Regions from separate parts of the Homo sapiens genome. Here region 2 is linked to region 1. Evidence: chromatin contacts called from ENCODE Hi-C or POLR2A ChIA-PET data. All regions are on one chromosome and are shown on one strand. Each heading gives the region's core, a stretch centred on a gene start or an enhancer-like site at or near the end of the contact. The rest is flanking DNA. Distances are from core to core; before and after follow the strand shown. Region 1 overlaps SEPTIN9 (septin 9). Region 2 overlaps SEPTIN9 (septin 9).

Region 1 (3,482 bases), core at 882-3,381:
CTGGTTGGGGTCTGGGTCCCACTTTGGTTGTGTTTTGCTGTGGGCACCAAGGAAGCTTCTAGCAGCCTCATCTCCCTGGTATGACCTAGCTCCAGGGACTGGATTTCCCCAAATGCTCCTGCCCAGCCTGGAGCCTCCTTTCCAGCTGGGGGAGGGCTGAACGACCCCTCACTCTTGGAGGCTGCCGGAGCCCCTCCTGCCTGCATGCGGCCGCTGCCGGGTGGACAGGCCTGCTTGTGGGTTGAGGCTCCCAGCAGCTGGGGTGGATCATTTCTCCTCCCAAGAAGCTTTGGGAGAAGCAGCTGAGGGGGCCAGCGTCCTCCTGAGGCCAATTCCCTGCCTCCCCCAGCGCAGGCGCGAAGCCATCTTTGCTTGTGTGTTTGCCACAGACAGTGGAGGGCGGTGCAATCGTGACGCCTGCTTGTTGCACTTTGCGTCCTTGAGGACGTTGACCCCTGGCCGGTGCTGGGCGCTTGCTCTTCAGTCATCTTGCCCTGACCTGGCGTGGCAGGCCCGAGCACTGCTCTTTTACAAGGAAACAGGCTCAGAGGCCTTGAGTCACTTGCCCGGGCTCCCCCAGCCAATAATTGGCTGAGCCAGGATTTCCATCCAGCTCTGTGACTCCAGAAGTCCAAGTTCTTCCCATCACGTCAGGGCCAGGAAAGGATTAGAATGCTTTTCTACGTGCCGATTATTTGGATGATCTGTGCAGCTTAGCTCGTTGTAGTTGCTCAATAAAAATGTGGAATGAATGGGCCTATATGTCCCATTGTGTGACTCAGAGCCAATGACTCTGGCTGATCCTCCTGTTTTCATTCCGTGGCCCAGCATCTCCCTTTGGGGTGTGTGACCTTGGAAGCAGTGACTCTCTCCATCCCACCTTGAATGGTGTCTGCGCCGCAGCAGGGGAGCAGCTGGGGATTGCCAGCGCCTGTTGCTGGTGGGCTGTGCGCCAGATCCCGTCTTGGATGTGTGGGTGATTGTCAGCCACATGTGTGTGAAGGGCTGTGCGTGTAGGATTTGTGCAAATGTGCCCCTCCCTGCTGCCAGCCCATGGGAGGCTGTCAAGATTCTGCCCCTGCACATTAGCCCACACTCTCTTTGTGGCCCACTGCTGTGGCTGTTCCCTTGTGTCACGTGGCTGCAGGCACAGCCCCCAAGTGGATGGGGATCGTGGGCTGAATGTGCATCAGATGCTCCTGCTTCTTGGTGGGTGGAGACCCTCAACCCATGCACCGTGGCTGCCGCATCTGAAAGGCCTTCCATGGTGAAGGACTTGGACCTGAGCAACCCTCCGCAGAGGTCTTAGAAGTGCTCCCTGGCCGGGCGCGGTGGCTCACACCTGTAATCCCAGCACTTTGGGAGGCCGAGGTGGGCGGATCACAAGGTCAGGAGATCGAGACCATCCTGGCTAACACGGTGAAACCCCGTCTCTACTAAAAATACAAAAAATTAGCCGGGCGTGGTGGCGGGTGCCTGTAGTCCCAGCTACTCGGGAGGCTGAGGCAGGAGAATGGCGTGAACCCAGGAGGCGGAGCTTGCAGTGAGCCGAGATCGCGTCACTGCACTCCAGCCTGGGCGACAGAGCGAGACTCCGTCTCAAAAAAAAAAAAAAAATGAAGTGCTCCCAGCTCTTCCTCCTGTGGTGAGGTTCTGAGTTTCCATCCTCAGAAGAAAACCTGGCTGGGGAGGGCATCTCTAGACCCGGACATAAACGCCAGGAGACCAGGGCTGCCCTCTCAGGTGACCAATCACAGAGACTCAGGGAAAGTCACGTTTGGAAGAGGCGACACTGTGTCTCAGCCTCATTCATTTCTCCATCCTACAGACACTGCCTGGTGCCCAGCCCGCACCGCGAGGCTTCCTAAGCAGCTCTGGGCACCGTGCACCTGGCATGGCCTCCAGCCCCATCTCCCTGCCTTGGGAGACCCGGTGGGGACTCCGGGCTGAGCTCCTGTGGCTGTGGAACCTTGGTGGTTTATTGTGGTGGCTGAGAACAGGGACGTGGGGTTGGACGGGTTGAGTGTAACTCCCAGTGGCTCCGTGAACTGCCTGGGAGCCTTGGGCAGCTCTTTCTCACTCTGTGCCTCCGCTTCCTGATGGAAAAATGGGGGCCAGGGGGGAGCGACCTTGAAGGTATTCGTGGGAACCAAGCGAGGTGATAAATGTAGTGTCCTTGGTAGAGAACTGGACACAGAGTCCACCCCCATGAAGGGGGCTGCTCCTCCTCCTTCTATGTTTCCTCTTGTTCTTATTTCTCCTCTTGTATCTTCTCTTCCTGCTTTCCCTCCCCCTCCCCTCCCCCCCCACATGCAGGCACACTCCATTTGGTGCCCCAACTGCCTTTCTCCATTGTCCTTCTGTAAGTGGTTCTCTAAGTGGGAACTCAGGCCTGGAAAGGGTGGGCACCCTGTCTGGTGGGCTCTGGCAGGCCAGGCGCTGAGCAGCCTCAGGAGACACAACCCTAGGAAAAGGCTCATGCAGGCTGGCTGTCATGACGGACTGTTGGTGGGAGAGGGGAAGGCGCCGTGGTAGGGGAAGCTTTGGAAACATCCACTAGTGGCCTTATTTATGACTCAGGACACCTGCCAGGTCACTAGAACACAGCTGAGGAAGCTGTCGGCCAGACGTCCAGAAGCATCAACCTGGTGGCTGGGCTGTGGGGGGACCTCTCTGGACAGGCAGACAAGGTGTCGGAGGAAGGGGCTGACACTCACTCAGTGTCTGTCATGCACTGAGGGCACAAAGGGCAGGATGGAGAGCTGGCCCACGCCACCTGTGGAATCTTCCAGGTGTGGGGGCAGATGGGGAAGCAAGGGGGCTTGAAGACACATGCGCTCATTAAATGTCCTTAAATCCCAAGAAGAAGAACAAGGACACATCCACAGGGGCAGGGCTGAAAGTCTGATGCATGGTGTTTTGGGGTCTGCTCCTGCTGCAACAGCTACAGTGGCTCCCTCTTACCTTTCTCTTCCCTCCATTCTGTTGTGAAAATGTTCAAAACACATGGTCAAGTTGAAAGCATTTTACAGGGAACACATTCAGCCATCACCTAGATTCTACCACTAACACCAAGCTACACCTGCTTTATCACCTCACCGTCCATCTATCCCTCCTTCGCCTGGCCATGAATCCATTTTATTTTTATTTTTTGGTGCATTTCAAAGTAATTTCAGGTCATCCTGATTATCTCTGGAATCACTGTCAGAAATTCCCTCCCTTCCCCTCCCCTCTCCTTTCCTTTCCTTTTCTGAGATGGGATCTTGCTAGGTCACCTAGGCTGAAGTGCGGTGGTGCAGTCATAGCACACTGCAGCCTCCAACTCCCGAGCTCAAGCAATCCTCCTGCCTCAGCCTCCTGAGTAGCTGGGACCGCAGGCATCCACCACCACACCCAGCTTCATTTTCAAAATTTCTCACCAACTCCTCACTCCTTGTATTCACCCAGGACCACTTCTCACAAAGCCAGGGTGCTGCAGGAGG
Region 2 (3,600 bases), core at 1,015-3,514, 140 kb after region 1:
ATTCTTGGGGCCAGAGGGCACTGAGCCCAGGTGTCTGTACCCAGTGCTGTCAGGCTGAGGCTCTCGTTTTTGGGGGACCCCAGGCTCAGGGCAGCTCCTCCCGGGGGCCCAGGGGAGGGAATTGCCTTCCCGCACATGTGTAACCAATACCGTCTGCCCGTTCCCCAGGAGATGATCCCATTTGCTGTGGTGGGCAGTGACCACGAGTACCAGGTCAACGGCAAGAGGATCCTTGGGAGGAAGACCAAGTGGGGTACCATCGAAGGTACTCGCCGCAGGCGCCGGGGCTCCAGACAGATGGGAAGACAGTCTCTTCTGCTGACCCAGAGCCTGTGGGCCACGCCTGAGCCAGGGACTCGTGGAACCTCATCCACTGCCTTGCCCCACCCAGAGGGAGGGGTCTCCTTGTCCCCATTCAACCCTTGGGAAAGTGAGAGGGCAAGTGGCCTGTGCAGATGCCTCCACCCCAGACCTCCCCCCGGGCAGGGAAAGATTCAGGGAGACAGGAGCTGGGATGGGGGCCGCCAAGTTCTGGATCCTGGTGCAGGCTCTTTCATAGGCACCTGTGTGGCCCTGGACAAATCGCCCAACCTCTCTGGGCCTAGAAAAGGGGTGGGCTGTAGCTCTGTGAGCCAGATGGACCCTCGGCCCCTTACCCTGCTGAAGTTCCTGGGACCCTCACACCTTAGTCTCTTGAGTGGCTGTTGTAACCAATTAGCACAAACGAGGGGACTTAAAACAACACAAACGTATTTTCACAGTTCCAGAGGCCAGAGGTCCGAAATCAGGGGCTGTTTCCTTCTGAGGCCCTGAGGACCAGCCTCATCCATGCCTTCCTCCTTCTGGTGGCGCCTGGCATTCCTAGTTGTATTGTAAAGGCATCACATGCTCTAATCTCTGCCCCATTGTCACAGGGCCTTCTTCCCTGTGTCTCTGTCCCGTCCCTCCTCTTCCTTTTTTTTTTTTTTTTTTTTTGTTTGAGACGGAGTCTCGTTCTGTCACCCAGGCTGGAGTGCAGTGTTGCAATCTCAGCTCACTGCAACCTCTGCCTCCTGGGTTCAAGTAATTCTCCTGCCTCAGCCTCCCGAGTATCTGGGATTACAGTCACGTACCACCCACCTGACTTAATTTTTGTATTTTTAGTAGAGACAGGATTTCGCCATGTTGGCCAGGCTGGTCTTAAACTCCTGACCTCAGGTGATCTGCCCACCTTGCTTGGCCTCCCAAAGTGCTGGGATTACAGGAATGAGCCACCGAGCCTGCCCTCTTTCCTTCTTGTCTTTGGACAAGGATGCCTGTCTTTGGACTTAGGGCCTACCCTAAGTGGATGATCCCATTTGGAGATCCTTAATGAATCTATAAAGAAAGACGTTTTCCAAGTAAGGTCACAATCATGGGTTCCAAGGCCTGGACCTTGACCATGTCTTTGAATGGATGGGAGCCCCTGGGGGGCCACAGTTCAACCCACTCCTGGCGGTGACACCCCGGGAGGGATGGGCCCGAACGTTTCCTTCCCCTTCCTCTCTCTGTCCCTTCATTTCTCATTAGAATGGAAGAGGGGAAGGTGCAGAGGGAAATGCAGCAGGAAAAGCCACTTTGTTCTGGGAGAGCACTTGGCTGAAAGGCCCAGTAGAGCAGGAAGCACAAGTCTCTTAATCTTCCAGGGCCTCAGTTTTCATCATCCACAAAGTGGGTGCAGTGTGCCAAGATTTTAGTGAGTTGAGAGACTGTCCCAAAGACCACAGAGCTTTTTGGGAAGCTGTTGCTCTAAAAAAATGGTCATAATGACAATTACCAGGAGGCATCAGACACTCCTGTGCCACTGGCTAGACATGGGTTATCTCGTTTCATGTCCGAAGCTCCCCGCACCCACCCTCCTTGCAGAGTTGAAGAGGTGCTGTGAGCAGAAAACCTGCCAAGGGACCCAGAACGGGAGGCGGCTCTAGAATCTACAGCTCCAGCCCTGCACCAGACTCCCTCGAGATGGGAGTTCATGCCTGGAGGAGGGTGTGGAGAGGCACACGGGCCTTTCCCCTGTCTGCACTCCTCCCCTACCACCACCCCTGCCGGGCCCACCCTGCGGGAGCTGCCCAGCTGGGTGCAGCCTGGGTGTTTTCCAGTATCCGCCTGTGGTGTCAGGCTGGCTTGCCTCCCCTTGGCCCCTCTGCCTGCAGTTCCTCTCTTCCTCTCTGCCCAAAGAGTTCTTGCTGTTTAGGAAACTTTTTATGAAAGGCAGGTTTGGGAGAGTTAGGGATGGATGGGCCTGGGACGGGCCGGCGGCTTTGCTATGGGCGTGCCTCTGCTGCACCCTGGTGGCCAACCTTGAGTACCGCAGGTGGCCGGTGACAGAAACTGTCAGGAAATGCACAAGAGAGAGGTCCCCGCACCTCTCTGACCTGTGCGTTGTTGAGCACCACTGGCTCCAGCTGAGGAAGAGTCTGGAACCTGTCAGGACAGTTGTGAGGTGGTGGGGCCCACTTTCCAGCAGTCTTATATGAGGACCCTGGAAATGTGCCTTCAGCACTGCTGGGTTTTTATATCAGGGGCCCCATGAGTTCATAGCTGACCTGACACCCGGACTAGTAAGGGCTGTGCCTTGTTCTTGCCTCCCACTTGGTGAACAGCATCTTGAGGTATCTTTCCCATCCTTAGAAACCACCCCAAGTATTGTCAATAGAAATGTGGGGTGTAATTGATCACGCCATGAACTCATTTAATCCTCATGTCCCTGAGAGGCGGGTGACGTTATTATCCACATTTTATGGATGAGGAAACTGAGGGAATGAGAGTAACTTGCCCGAGCCAGGGAGTGGCGATCACACACTCCAACTCCAGCCTGAGAGCCCCATTCTTCCTGCCGGCTCTCGCTGCCCGTCAGTGTTAGATGAGAGTGCTGCTGGTCAGTCTGCAGGAGGTTCTAGTGTGGACACCGCCCTACACAGGGCCGTGGCAGGAGGGCCTAGGCAAAGGCAACCGGCATAGCACTGAGAGCACTTGAGGGCTGGGCAAGGTGGAGGCCCCGGCCCTGCCTGCTGGCCTACCAAGTAAAAACTAGACATTTTTAACTTGGGGAAAAGCCATGTGGCTCTGCGATGGGGCAGCCTGGAGCCAGGTGTATGGGTTCTGCATCCCGCTCCAGCCTTATGCACTGTGGAGCTGAGACAGACACAGTTCTTGCGTTCTCTATGCCTCATTTTCTTTTCTTTTCTTTTTCTTTTTCTTTTTTTTTTTTTTTGAGACGAAGTTTCACTCTTTTGCCCAGGCTGGAGTGCCGTGGCGTGATCTTGGCTCACCACAACCTCCACCTCCTGGGTTCCAGTGATTCTCCTGCCTCAGCCTCCTGAGTAGCTGGGATTACAGGCGCCTGGTACCAGGCCTGGCTAATTTTTGTATTTTTAACAGAGACGAGATTTCATCATGTTGGCCAGGCTGGTCTCGAACTCCTGACCTCGTGATCCACCCACCTCAGCCTCCCAAAGTGCTGGGATTGCAGACGTGAGCCGTGGTGCCCAGCGTCTACGCCCCATTTTCGTAAGATAATGGGGATAACAAAGGAATCACAAGAGACACTTGCAGGTGTGTGAAGACGAAGTTCATCAC

The links. A loop is a pair of places that touch in the nucleus more often than their neighbours do. ChIA-PET counts read pairs that join two places held with the same protein, here RNA polymerase II (POLR2A). Pooled maps may share reads with other maps.
Region 2: a loop to region 1 is called in a pooled map, with 2.4 times the contacts of the local background. The contact joins two enhancer-like sites. A Hi-C loop is called at or near these places in 3 of 168 maps with a recorded cell type or tissue (breast epithelium, gastrocnemius medialis and heart left ventricle) and 2 of 50 pooled maps. POLR2A ChIA-PET finds 5 or more read pairs at or near these places in 5 of 52 experiments (AG04449, GM12878, SK-N-SH and 2 more).

Annotation. Positions count from the first base shown.
Region 1 is chr17:77,354,381-77,357,862 of GRCh38, forward strand. The region is part of intron 2 of SEPTIN9 (septin 9); the gene reads left to right. Among named protein-coding and RNA genes, the nearest start is that of MIR4316, 41 kb to the right of the region's middle. RefSeq lists an enhancer at 2,143-2,644. Within about 2 kb of position 2,132, at least 13 of the 41 ENCODE cell types and tissues checked have a DNase peak (open chromatin) inside an H3K27ac peak, as active enhancers do.
Region 2 is chr17:77,492,812-77,496,411 of GRCh38, forward strand. It overlaps SEPTIN9 (septin 9), which reads left to right. Exons shown (of 12, transcript NM_001113491.2): 10 at 169-265. Among named protein-coding and RNA genes, the nearest start is that of MIR4316, 98 kb to the left of the region's middle. Within about 2 kb of position 2,265, at least 9 of the 41 ENCODE cell types and tissues checked have a DNase peak (open chromatin) inside an H3K27ac peak, as active enhancers do.